2 separate regions of the Homo sapiens genome follow, and region 1 is linked to region 2. A link is a contact called in ENCODE Hi-C data. All regions are on one chromosome and are shown on one strand. The core of a region is the stretch at or near the end of the contact, and the rest is flanking DNA. Distances in the headings are between cores, read along the strand shown.

Region 1 (6,800 bases), core at 2,961-5,460, 2.2 Mb before region 2:
AGTGAGTGCCTGAGATGTGCAGGCATGCTCCAGGCACTGGGAACACAGCCTTGAACCAACAGACAAAACCGTCTGCATGCATGGAGCTTGCATCCTGACAGGAGGGACAAGCAAGAAACGAAGAAATAAATCGACAGCATTCCATTAGTTAGCACCTAGATAAAAGAGATATACCTATAGTGTTCAAAGCTTGAGCTATGAGAAATAAAAGAGCAAAAGATCGTTTTCATCAAAAGGACTATGAAGCATGTTATGTTTTACTTAACAAAACCAGTGCTAACCATGTTACATCCTCCAGACTTGAAGTGTGTGGGTGTGTTTAACAGACACAATTTTACCTTTTTTTCCCTTTTAAGTTATCCGTCAACATTTTTCAGTCTCTCTTTAAAGAGCATCTTAAATTTGCATAATAGTCATTCATCTTAATAAAAACATTACACTGTTGTTGGACATTGTTGTTTCCTTTCAGGTTTAACTCTTTAAAAACTTCTCTAACTCAGCCGCAGGGTGCACTGCCTCATGCCTGTAGTCCCGGCACTTCAGGAGGCCAAGGTGGGTGGATCACGAGGTCAAGAGACTGAGACCATTCTGGCTAACATGGTGAAACCCTGTCTCTACTAAAAGTACAAAAAATTAGCCGGGCGTGGTGGTGCACACCTGTATTCCCAGCTACTTGGGAGGCTGAGGCAGGAGAATCGCTTGAACCCAGGAGGTGGAGGTTGCAGTGAGCCGAGATCACACCACTGCACTCCAGCCTGGGCAACAGAGCAAGATCCCATCTCAAAAAAACAAAAAACGAAAACAAAACAAAAAAACTTCTATAACTCAGTGCAGAATCGTTTAAATTTAGTACTGTTGCATTAGAAGAGAGTGGCAGAAGCAAAACTACAGGGTCGAAGGGTATAAACATTTTAAATAAACAGGATATGAAAAGTTCTAAAGCTCTTGATGAAGATTGACAATTGCTTTCTAAAGGAATCTACTCTCACCAGCCACATATGTGGGAATGCTCGTTTAACCAGTTCCTCGATGAATCTGAGCCTCATCTTCCCCAGTGGGAGATGGGAGCTCACTGATCCTCTTTCATTTTTGTCTGAATTTAAGGGAAAATTTCCAAAGGACACATGGTAGACCAGTTCCGTGATCTACTCAAACAAAGGGCGGAAACTGTCTCTCCACATTGCAGAGTTCCACAGCAGGAGGGGAATGCTGAGTTTCAATAGCTACTGCAGGAGGGGAGACGAAAACCCACCAGGGCATGGAGAAGTCTTCTTTCTTCCTGTCTGTTTTCAGGGAACTCAACTAGTCAGTAAGTCAGAAGCAGCAACTTGGCAGGGGTGGAGGTGGGGGCTCAGTCCCAATAGCCTAGAAAAGTGCCTCCTCTGTACTCTGAGATCTTGTCACACACAAACCCAGATGAGAATCAGCTTCCCTGCCCTGAAAATTCTGGGGTCTCAGCCCCATGAAAAAATAATTTCTTGCCTCGGAGAGCAATCGTGAGGATAGGAAGGGCCAAGACTTAACTGAACTCTCAAACACCGAAGTGCCTGAAATGTGTCCTGCTGGCAGAGGTGACCTCACAGGCTGCAAGGCTTGCCTCTCTTGGAGTATATGGTAGGAACATGCAGAGATGCACTTTTTGGCAGGCTGACCTAGGAGAGCCGATGTTCAATCCAAGCAGCTCCAAATGCTGAAGAGAATACAGGGGTATTTGATGGGGGGATGGGATGGATAGCCTGCGACAGAATGCCAGCCTTCAGACCCAACCTAGTGCTGAGGTGCTGATGTGCGTGCACACCCACCCGTTCCCCCAGAGCTTGCAACATCAAGACTGGCCTGTGGGGATCTGGCTAGGATGTGCACTGACTGAAATGTCTTTAGGCCAAATCCTCTTAAATCAAAAGTATAAACAGTGAATTTCCAAACCCTACAGAAACCTCAAATGAGAAATGACAGAGTCAGAAAATGGCTAATCCTCCAAGTTTGTACTGGAAGGTCTGAAAAAAGATAGAAAAAAAAAGGGGGGGCCTGGTATATATTTGAAAATCCAAAATGACACATCTTCTCTTGGAAGTGACACTTGGCTGGCAGATGCCCTTATATAAATATATTTTCTTTCGGTAATTTTCAAAATGTGAAATGTCCTTAAAAATAAGAATAAATGACTTGCTTCCTCCTGTGGGATTACTGCACCTGCAGAGTGCAGCCAGCTCTCATGCTCCCAGACACCACCCCAAATCCTCATCATCCTGAGATCAACCTCAACTACTGTGTTGAGTTTTGTCTCACCCAGTGTACGACCCGCCTCCTGATATGCATTTCACTCCCACTGCTCAAGCAAAGACGGTTGTCAAGACAGGGCTAGCAAGAGTGTTTATTGAGAAAGATGAATTCACAGAGATTTTGAGGTTCCTGGCTGAGTGATGGAGACCTCAAAAAACGCCTGGTGAGCGATTTCAGGACCTTCTGTCCAGAGGGAAAGACCAGAACAACTTCCAGGTGAGTCCTGCCGCTTCACAGGGGGAGAAGTGTCACCAGATTCAATGCAAGGGTTTTGTGAGTGAGAAGGGCAGGGGGTCTGACTTGGAGAAGGTATTTCTCTGAAAGCAACGGCTATTGTGGGAGACGGGAGAAAGCACAGCCAGAAATCAGAATGGCATTTGGGGGTCTGGGTTAGATATTCTGGTGGGTTCTCTTCCCGATGGGACAGAGAAGGAAACCCACTTCCCTTCTGTCTACTTGGTGAATCTGCGGGTCTCCGAGTTGCTGTCTGCTACATCTCATAGCACCTATCTTGGACTGGACAAAATTAGCTCAGGTACCCTGCAGGCTGAGAGGGAACAGCTAGTCACAGGAGCCTGGTTTAGGGGAGTTCAATTGTTCTGAGGTTCCGGGGAAACCGATGGAGGAGGCCTTGGGAGTCCAGGCAGCGCGCGAGGAAATGCGATGCCGGCCCGAGCAGCTTGCTGCCGCCAGAACAGGCGCGTCTGGGGAGCTCAGTCCCCTCCGGGACCTCTGGCCTCCTCTCGATGCTCCGCTGCCGCCCACCTCCAGCGGCCCGGGGCAGCTACCAGGAGGCCGAGGCAGTGTTCGCGGCCTGGGCCCGGCAACGGAACACGGAACTGTCGTCCCTGGAGAGCGAGGAGGCTGAGCTGATCCTTCGCGCCAGGCGGCCGGTGCGCCCGCAGGCCCCGTCCAGCGCCCGGGCTCGGAATGAGCGGTCCAGCAGGAGGTAGATGAGCGGGTTGGCGCAGCTGTTGACGAAGGCCAGGCAGGTGGCAATGGTGAGGCCCCAGCGCAGCGCCAGCAGCAGGGGGCACGGCAGCGGCAGCGCCCCCAGACGCGCCAGGTGGAAGACGGCCCGCAGGGCGCTGAAGGGCAGCCAGGAGCCCACAAACGTGCTCTCGATGGCGAAGATGATGCGCAGCGAGTTCCTCCGGGCCCGACCCACGTGCGGCGGCCGTCGCAGGCGGCGCGAGATGCGGCAGTAGCAGAAGAGGGTGACGACCAGGGGCAGCACGAAGGTCAGCAGCAGCAGCAGCAAGCTGAGGCCCTGGAAGGCGTGGGAGGGCTCCTCGCCGCACTGGCTGTCCTGGCCCCCAGGCAGGGGCTGCAACCCCCGGTAGACCAGGGAGGGCAGGCCGGCCAGCAGCGCCACGGCCCAGACGCCGCAGCACGAGGCCAGCGCGCAGCGCGGGGTGCGCAGTGGCCTCGCCTCGAGCAGCTTCACCACGGCCAGGTAGCGGTCCACGCTCATGCCCGCCAGCAGCAGCGCGCCCGCGCAGCGCGTGCCCGCCAGCGCGAAGCTGCTGAGCTTGCAGAGGCCATCGCCGAACGGCCAGCGGCCGCCTAGCGCCGCCGCCGCGGCCCACAGCGGCAGCGTGAGCACGAAGCCCAGGTCAGCTGCCGCCAGGTGCAGCACGAAGGTATCCACCAGCCGCCGCGGGCCCCGCCGCCCGGCCAGCAGCCACACCACAAAGGCGTTGCCCAGCAGGCCCACGGCGAAGGCCGCCAGGTAGAGCGCGGGGATGTAGACGTAGCCGTAGGGCAGGTCCCCGGCCGGACACAGCTCCAGCTCCTCCAGGCCGTCCAACCCCGAGTAGTCCCAGGGCGCTGACCCCGGGCTGGGGCTCCAGGGCTCTGTGGGGGCCATGGCCTGGCTATGAGGCCTGCGCGGAGTGCAGCCCTGGGCGCAGGCGGCAGCAGCTCTGAGCAGGAGGGGGTTTGCTCTTCACGCCCGGCCCTGCACCTCCCTTCCTGCCACCCAAGCCGGAGGCAAATGGGTGGGCAGGAAAGAGGGGAGGGAGGAGGGGATGGGGTGGGAGGGGCAGGCTTCTGTGAGAGAGATGGTGGCCTCCGATTTGGGGCTGACCCGAGGGGTAAGGGCAGGGACAGGCAAAAGGGGCTTCACATCTAAATCTTGGGAGGAAAAGTCTTCAGGGCTGGGAGACCTGCCCGGCCTCCCAGTAGGAGCGTGGCCCATTCCTCTATTAGTTGCTCAGTTTCTTTGTTCGTGAAATCGGGATACTTGCCCCACTGTCTCAGGGTCGCGTTGCAAGAGGTGGTGGGTGCCCGAGAGCCCTAACCTCTTCTCAGCCTCCACTTCACCCCTTCCCACCTGCACCCACCGGCTGCTGTCTTCTCTGTTTTAGAGGTGAGAAGACAGAGCCCCGGGATTTTATGAGTATGGGGCCTAAGGCACGCCCCACCCCAAATCCACCTGTTCCCTAGGAAAGACTCCACTGCCGGGACACAGCAGATCTGGGTGGGTGGGGGAGCCCGCCCTGGGCAGTCAAGCAGTTGTTAGCGTCCTGAGATGTGGGGCTCATGTCTTCACCCTATGAGTGGCTTCTCTGACCCAGTCAGGTCCTCATGAAGCCACGCGAAAGGGTTTTAAGGCAGCGAGGAAGGGGTGTAGTCAGATCATCCTGCTGGAAAGGGGTGAAACCTGGGATTCACATCTGCCTCTTCCCTGTCTTCTCCTATCCTAAAAAACCTGTCAAGCCAGACACAGATGTAAGCTCAGTTCAAAAGATGACACCTAATGAAACACCAGATTAGTTGTCCTAAATTATGAGTCAGGAGCTTGGAGGCAGCAAGATCCCTTCTGAACTGAGAAACTGAGAGTAAGGGGAGGATTCATAAAGACGAGGGGGAATGAAGTCTGACCCTGAGGAGGCAGTGGGACCTAAGGAGGAGAGGATGGGTGAGGGAAAGCTTGCTCTTTCTCCTGAAGGAGGCATGCAGCCACTTACATCTGAATTCTTCTTAGCAGATATCCCTTCCACAAGATATTGTGGTAGAACTGATGTCACAGTGCCCTCTGAGTCTGTCCCCAGTGTTCCCAGGTATGAGTGGCTGATGTGCCGGGCAACCCGGTGTGGAAAATTTGAGGTGGATTATCAATTTTGTTCGATTAAGACTTGTTAACAATGAACTCCTCCATGAAGCAGGCACTGTTTCAGGCACTGCAAGAGATGCCATTCTTGGCCTTCGCAGTTTGTTGCATAGGCAGGAGAGATGGTTACATAAGCAGAATCTTATGTAATCTTATGCAGGGGCCAAATTGTAGTAAATGTTAAAAACCAAGCCCTCTTAGGGTTTAGTGGAGGGGGAGTGATTATTTTTGACGGGAGGGCTGAATCAGAAAAGGCCTTCGAGGAGATGACACTTGAGATCAGTCCCAGGAAGGAGCTGAAAGTCAAATAAGAGCAGCAGAAAAGAGAAGAAAGGGTCAGACTCGGAGGAGGGAGTAAAGGGAACAAGTATACCAAAATGAGTAGGAATGTGGGCTTTTCAGGGGACAAGCAGTCTGCCAGAGCCCAGGGTAGGAAGGTGGGGGCAGGAGATGAAGCAGGAAAGGATCATGAGGGGATTTGGATTTCAATCTATAGGTCATGGGGAGCCAGGAGGCATCGATCTGTGTTTTGAAAAGATCGCTGGCAGAACTATGGAGAAGGGAGAGGCTCAAGCCAGGGAGACCCCATAGTAGGTTGTAATTATTTGTGTCTGAAATAGATCATGAGCAGTGGGGACAGAAATGGGAGGGTATATTCAAGAGATAATTGTAACATCATAGGTCTCACAAAGAGGAGTCAAAGATAAGCCTGGGGTTTCTCTGCTTAGGGACTATATGGACGCTGTCCCCTTAACTGCCAAGAACACAGAGAGGCACATGTGTGTATGTGTTCAGTTTGATGTTGAAGTGGGGTCATGAAATAATTTATCATCTAACCAGGATGTTTCTGAGAGTGAAAGGGGCACTATCAGAATTAACCTGGGCCGTAAACCAGGACTATTTTGGGCAAACTGGGACATAAGGTCACCCTCGCTCAGGGTCCCTCTGGCACACGGAGATCCCCAGGAAGGATTTGGAAAATGGTCTTAGAGGCCGGGCGCAGTGGCTCACATCTAATCCCAGCACTTTGGGAGGCCGAGGTGGGTAGATCACTTCAAGTCAGGAGCTCGAGACCAGCCTGGCCAACATGGTGAAACCCTGTCTCTACTAAAAATGCAAAAATTAGCCGGGCACGGTACGCGCAAGTCCCAGCTACTCAGGAGGCTGAGGTGGGAGAATCGCTTGAACCCAGGAGCAAAGGTTGCAGTGAGCTGAGATCAAGCCACTGCACTCCAGCCTGGGTGAAAGAGCGAGACTCCATCTCAAAAAGAAAATGGTCCTAGAGCTCACAGAGGGTTGGGTATGCAGTGTTTAGGCTGCTCCTGTCAAGAATTTCTCCCACACCAATTACAAGATGGGCAGGGAAGAGAAGAGCCTAGGGAATGAATGGTCTGGACCTTCC
Region 2 (7,067 bases), core at 3,586-6,085:
TCCATCTGCCCTTGCAAGCAATCCCAGAGCACTAGCATCAGTGTTCAAACCAGCAATTGCCATGACTGGACCTGATCTGTTTGTGTTATCACTCCGCTACATTTGTATTTCCCTCCCATTCCTTGCTTTTTCTCCTATGGGTATGTGTATCTGAAAAATAAAATTGACCCTCCAAATTACATTACCTAGAATGTCCAAAGAGCAGATCAAAGAAAATTTAGGAAAAACATTCTCAAACTATGAACTTTTAGGAAGTCAGGAGGCTCTTTCCAGACGAGAGGTGAGATAAGGAGAGTAAGAAAGGGAGCAAAGAAAAAACAAACAAACAAACAAACAAAAACAAAAAGGCAAGACTGTAAACATCTAGATCCAAAATCAACTTAATTTAATCTGGACAAAATAGTCCTGCTGTCTTCATCCTCCCACTTCGCCTCTGGTTAATTTTTTTATCTCATATTCTCCCTCTTTTTGACTTCCCTCTTTGAAAATTTTCCTTTCCTTTGTCACTACAATATGCAGTTTTATTTTTTTAATCTATGATTTATTCAGTGTCTGGTGAAAAATTAGGTATGGGAACTATGAGTTTATGCCTTTTGTGTCTCCTATACCTGATTTCATGTAGGTTACAATGTCAAGAAATCCACTAATTCACATGTCATCATCATCATCAATCATCATCACAAAAAAGAGCAGATTGAAATGACTTGAAAAATGCCAAGAAAAGGTGATAAAAAGTGTGCAATTCAATGGAAATATTTTGTGGCAAAAGTGACATAAGAGAACATAATAGAAGAAGTAGGATTTGCCCAGAACCTTAAACACCTTGAGAAAGTATAGAGGTGGGTGTTAAAACTACCTCCTGTTTGTTTTCTTTTAATCAATCATAGAAGAAAAAGAAAGAAAAAAGAAAGAAAGAAAGAAAGAAAGAAAGAAAGAAAGAAAGAAAGAAAGAAAGAAAGAAAGAAAGGAAGAAAGAAAGAAAAGAAAAAAGATCCCTTCCCAGCTCCAGGCCTAGCCCCCAGATCATTAGTGGAACCAGTTTCTCTGGCAAAAAAGATTAGAATTTATACCAAAGGCAATGAGAAGAAATCAGTAACCCTTCACTTTTTATTTTACTTTTTAAGCTGTAGATTACATTAAAAAAAGGATGAGACTTCAGACTGATTAAAAAAACTATTACAATTTTACAGGTGAGAAATAATAAAGCCATGAATTAAGATGATGGCAATGGAGGTGTCAAAGCAAGAAGTTATTAGAGATTATTACAAAGCAAAATTTCAGGACTTGGGGAGCATGTTAATGTCTGGATTTAGGAAAGGTAGTAAGTTCCGTGTTTCTGAGGGATGAGTCTAGAGATGGAGAATCAGAGTGATCAACACATAGTAGGCAATGATACGTAACCAAATGGAGAAAAGAGAACACAGGCGAAGGTCTGAAGTTCATGGGAACGCCAAATAGACAAACATGGAGAACTGATAGATAGATAGATAGATAGATAGATAGACAGATAGATAGATTGACTAGTATATATAACCCACAAATATATAACTAGTTTATGTGTGAGTATCTACATAAAGAAATATATGTTCAAGTATATGAACAATGTAGAAACATCTATATTTCTATACTGGTTAATTGTCACTGGTGAGAGGATAGCAAATAGTCCAGAACAAAGAAAGAACTAAGTTCAAGCTAACTACTCTGCCCCTATACTTACTTACACAGAACAAAAGAGAAAAAGATAATATAGGCCCTAGCCGTAGTCTTTCCTGTAACAAAGTACATTTCAAACTTTAGCAATGATAAAGGTCACAGGCAGGTTTTTAGTAGGACATTTTTTTTCAAATTAATAAGTAATTCTAATCACATTCCCAAATCTCTAAATTATGGAGTATTTAGAACTTAATAGGACTGCTTACCAAATTCAATTAAATAATTTTCATTGAATGTCTGTGATGTGCAAGGCACAGTCCATGTTTATAACATGAGATATATATTTTTAATACAGATGGAAAAATGAAGAATTATGTCCAGGAAATGAGTCTTAACTGTTATGACTCATAACAAAACTCATCATATACCTCACATACCATAACTCATATACTCCTAACTGCCATGCTATAGTGTGGTAGATCTGCCTGGCATTACAACTTTATTAGAACCAGAGAACACTCACCTTCACCTGCCTTCTTAAAACCATCATTGTCCCCTAACATTATTTAGAAATTCTAAACAAAGTTTGGCTTCCAGTTGCCATGGCAAAGAGGCACAGAGCAAGAGGATTAGGAAGTCTTGAGTAAAACTGAACCCTGCCTGGTTGTTGCCGTGGCAAAGATTAACTTTGGCCTTGTCCGTGTGTGCATTTTAGATATTAAATAAAATATTTGAATTATGCATAGAGTTACCATTGATGGCTCTCTACATTTGGCTCTATTTCTTTATGCCTTTACAGCATACAATATAAATTTTGTTCCCCAAAAGTTTATTATTTCCTGTAGGCACTAAACTAATTTTAACACGTTAAAATGAAACATAGAATCCAACTCATTTGTTGCTAAAAAAGAAAAATAAATAATTTAAAGCATTAAGAATTTTCCAAATTATACATTAAATCACAAAATGTTTCTTGCAACTTGAAAGGATTATAAACAATATTTGCAGATACAAATGATTATATCTGTATATGTTTTTCCACAAATAAGCATATATCTCAGGGAGTCTACAAATGTCTTTTAGAAAAATGTTTGCTCTCAATATTTATGTGAGCAACTGAAGATAAAGTTGAGTTTTCAAAATAAATTTATGTATATCCATTTATTTGCTATGGTATAAATCATTCAGCAAAGTTGATATAAAGGTTTCTAGACCCCATCATATTATTTCAATTATAAATTCAAAGATGTGTCTTATGGTTAAAAAAACATCCTGTAATAGAATGAGTTGAATTTTTATTCACAAAGGAAATATTTCACACTCTGATTTAAGCATATAATAGGATATTTGGTCTATTCAGGAGGTTGGGAAGTTTGCCTGGAATAAAAAGCAATGGAGCTAGACCTGAAGAAAATAATAGAAGTTAAATGAATATGAAGAGAAGAAAAATATTCTGGCTTACAAAATGTCTCAGTATTTCTTTATGCTCATTTAAAAATGCTTTTCGACATTTCCTGAGTGGGAATTTTAAATGAAAATCTGTTCTGATTTGTGATAATATACATATATCACTTCATTGAGATTATTATTCTTTATAATTTACTTTTTATTATCATAAGCTTTAAAGGGATGGTAACTTGATAAACATTTTCTGTACTAAGACAAATGCTGCAAATATATAGATTTTTAAAAAATTCACCTTTGCAATAAAAAGCAAAACAGCCACAACAACAACAACAAAAATCTTATGTTGTTTTTCTTTCCTCTTTCTTTCCTCTCCAAATAGAAATTGTCAATGTAACATGCTCAAGAGGTAGCTACTTCCCTGACTTTCAGAGGAAAGAAGAACGGTAAAAGTCAAAAAAAGACTTCAAAGTGAATTGTAATAAGCAAGTTGTTTTAAAATACTTTTTATACTTTTTGGAATTTCTACAAAAATTTTATTTTCAATGTCCTTTTAGATACTACATCATAAAGAGAAATATTAAATATTAATTATTAGTTACATTCTATAATCTATTGAAATGTACTCATGATTCATATTGACGCCGCTCAAGAACTATCCATTGAATAGACCATAAATGTGCAAAGATTTCAAACTTTAATAGGCACTGGAAGTCCAACTAGTTGCATTTTCCTACTGAATACAGCATTTGCATGATTTTTAAGAGTTTAAATATTTCTATCTCATCAAGGCTGTAATATTTACCCACCACCCAGGAAGGGCGGTGGCTCCACAAGAATTTCTAAAGCAAAAATGTATTAAAACTATTAACAAGAAACTAAAAACTTGATTTAAAATACATTCTGTGATAAAAATTGCAGAAAGTTAATATTTTACTAAATATCTCAATATATTTTTGAACTATTATATACCCAAGTATTCAATAAAATATGTCAATTAAATTCAAAATTTGAGGAAGCAAACTTCAGGTCTGAAAAGAGGGAGTGGCTTACATACAACCAAAGCTGTTTTATGACTTTTTAAAAGATCAAATTTGTTAAAAGAATAAAAACTCACTTATTTTATCATTAAAAAATTCTCAGGCTTTTATAAATGTGTGTTATTGTCACTTTGGAAGTTAAGTAATAATGTTGCTTTTGTAATATCTTTGAACAGTTGTAAATAAAGATACAGATAGACATTGCTTTCCTTTTAAAATTGTATTTTTTGTCCCGAAACATTTATGTCTTTGTAAACAGAAACAATGTATTCTGTCACACAACTAGCTATGTCTCCCTGAGACAACAATCTTGATGGTTTACAGCAGGCTTCTCACTTCCAGTTACCAACACATTTAAATTATTTTTATGTCTATTTCAAACATTCCTCCAAAAGAGAAAAAATAATTTAAAAAATATTAATATCCTTGTACTTACCTGTCACAAATACTTCTGTGTCCAGAAAGGCAAAGCCAAATGCCAAGAGTTTAAGCCACAAATACATGGTCATATCTGGAAGTCAGCCGTGTCCCTAAGAAACAGCATGCGTCCTTCTGAAAAGCAAAATAATTGTTATCTCTGTAGAAGTTTTTCTCTGTAAAAACGAATCAAAAATGTAAAAGTAAATAAATAAATGCATACTCTCCACTGTTGTCTTATCAGACGAGGAACAATTTCCTCCTCTGTTACCCTAAGAACAAACCACTTGCTAGCTGCATGAACTGCTAGGTGATGATGTCAGATTCGGTTTTACTAACTTCTCCAAAAATACTGTAAGGGTCCTCTTTGCAGGAAGTCAAAAAAGTTGTTCTAAGTCAGTAGAATGGCATTGCACTTCCTTAATTCAAGTAATTACACCAAGTTAGAAAGCCTTTTAAAAGATTTTCCCATCAAGGAAGATGTTTTTAAACCATCCAAATAATGCTCCTTTACAGTATCCATTACCATTTTTTTTAAATTAAATCCCCACAAAATAATCAATAATTTTCTTACTTAAGAGATGACAAACAGATTCAGCATAAGTATAACAAAATGGGTGTTGGCAAGATGACTTAGTAGAAAGTATCAATATTTGACTTACTGAGACGGCCAAATGAATGAAAAAACTACTAATCTGGTTATTTTTGGCAACCCAGTATCATTTACCATTAGGGCATTCAAAACTCAGCAATATGACAGTTTTAGCAGTAAAACCCATTTCTTATGCAAAAGCACTTTCAGACAGCTTAACAGTTTTGCCCCAAATCTTTCACAGATATCCTTGTGAAGCTAGGAGTGGAATCAGAATGTCATTTCTACTATAGTTACAGCAAACCCTGCTTCCAAAAACTAATGTTTCTGTGACTTAAGATGTTCTTGGCGCTACTGATGAGGGAAAGGACAGTGAAAACCAAGAGATACCTTTAACAAAAGTTAACTTGTTTCCTTTTTCTCAGCAATACTTTTTCAACTTTTTTAACAAATAAGACAATGAATTGTATTAACACAATGCTCTTCACCATTCTGATGTTCTTAGTTAAGTCCATCTATTAGGAAAATGCTTACTGGCAAAAAGTATAAATTCAACAATACAATTAGATGAATTGGTTTTATTAATACAATATCTATATGCCTTTAAAAATAAAAGTACACACATGTGCAACTCATTTATTTGAACAATAGATAATGCTTGGGGGACTTTTAGACAGACAGAGCCCTTGTGGTAATTCTGCAAACCCTAGTTTGGAAGCATTATTGTAGGGTTCTTATATTTAAGTAAATAAATCTTTTGATACTTACAAACTTTTTTGTTTTACTCTTACATTGGCTGCTAGGAACTACAGAGCCAAATTTCTATCACACTTTGTGCAAATGGAAATAACCCCACAGCTTAAACTCTAGGTAATAACCTTTTAATAAGATTGTAGTTAAGAATATTATTTTACTATGATTATTATTATATTTAACTTATGGAGCACTTACTATGTGCAGGAACTATGCTTTGCACTTTACATATATTGTATAATTTGTACGATACCCTTGAGCTAGATAATGTTATTATTCCCCATTTTATCTGTGATGTTCAGAGAGGTTAGTTGAGTTGCCTAAGATCTTGCAGCTAGGATGTAGACAAGCTATATTTAGAACCCAAGTCTCCAAGTTTAATTTTGCTTTCCTTACTCACCTTACTATTGCCCTTTATTTTTCTCATCCCTTTTACCAATCTTTTTGTACTATGTAAGTTTATAATACTCGAAAAGATAGACCTTTGAATCAGTGAAAATGAAATTATTCTCTTTTTGCAAATGTATTTTTAAATAAGATAACTGTGCAAGTAAGCACTAATTTTCATGTGGGTAGGCCTAATAAAACATCAGTGTCAGAACTCATGGATTTGAATACTCAGCTCCTCAGCCTATGTCTTAAAATACATTTGCAACAGAAAACTCTTTGGGGATTTGCTTTAAATATCTTTAAGCAAATACTTGTGTTCTGTGAGCTTGCTGTTATGGCAGAATATTTGGCAAAATTAGAGGCCAGGAGAAAAGTGTATATGATCTTTTAAAAGGAAGAAAAGTATATAAAATATACTCTATAACAATGTGAGTTTAGCAGCCTTAAACGGACATTTTAAAAGGGATTTGTGGCTTTAAAAAAATAGTAAGAAGTTAGGAGATTCAATTCCATTTCAGACAGGTGAGAAGACAGATTCTACCCAAGGAATCCAAGATAGATTAGCAACAAATGAGTTGCATTATATGTGTTAATCCAACACATATATAATGTTTTAACATATTCATTGTGTTAAAATTGAGTTTAGTGTCTATAGGAAATACTAGAATTTTAAGCAGCAAAATCTGTACTGTGTATTATAAAGGTGTAAAGACATACAGCTTGAAATACAGAGACATCAGCAGATGAATGTATATACAATTCTGATGGCTCAGAATGGAGACAGTGGCAACCCAGAGGTTTGTTAGCCTGAGGTCCAG

What was found. A loop is a pair of places that touch in the nucleus more often than their neighbours do. Pooled maps may share reads with other maps.
Region 1: a loop to region 2 is called in a map with no recorded cell type, with 5 times the contacts of the local background. The contact joins the promoter of GPR25 here to the promoter of PTPRC in region 2. A Hi-C loop is called at or near these places in 3 of 37 single-sample maps with no recorded cell type and 4 of 50 pooled maps.

The regions. Positions count from the first base shown.
Region 1 is chr1:200,870,391-200,877,190 of GRCh38, reverse strand. It overlaps GPR25 (G protein-coupled receptor 25), which reads right to left and starts at 4,210. Exons shown (of 1, transcript NM_005298.4): 1 at 3,013-4,210. The coding sequence starts at 4,153. The coding sequence ends at 3,068. RefSeq lists an enhancer at 3,516-4,158.
Region 2 is chr1:198,636,808-198,643,874 of GRCh38, reverse strand. PTPRC (protein tyrosine phosphatase receptor type C) reads right to left here and starts at 4,835. Exons shown (of 33, transcript NM_002838.5): 1 at 4,738-4,835; 2 at 4,534-4,649. The coding sequence starts at 4,606.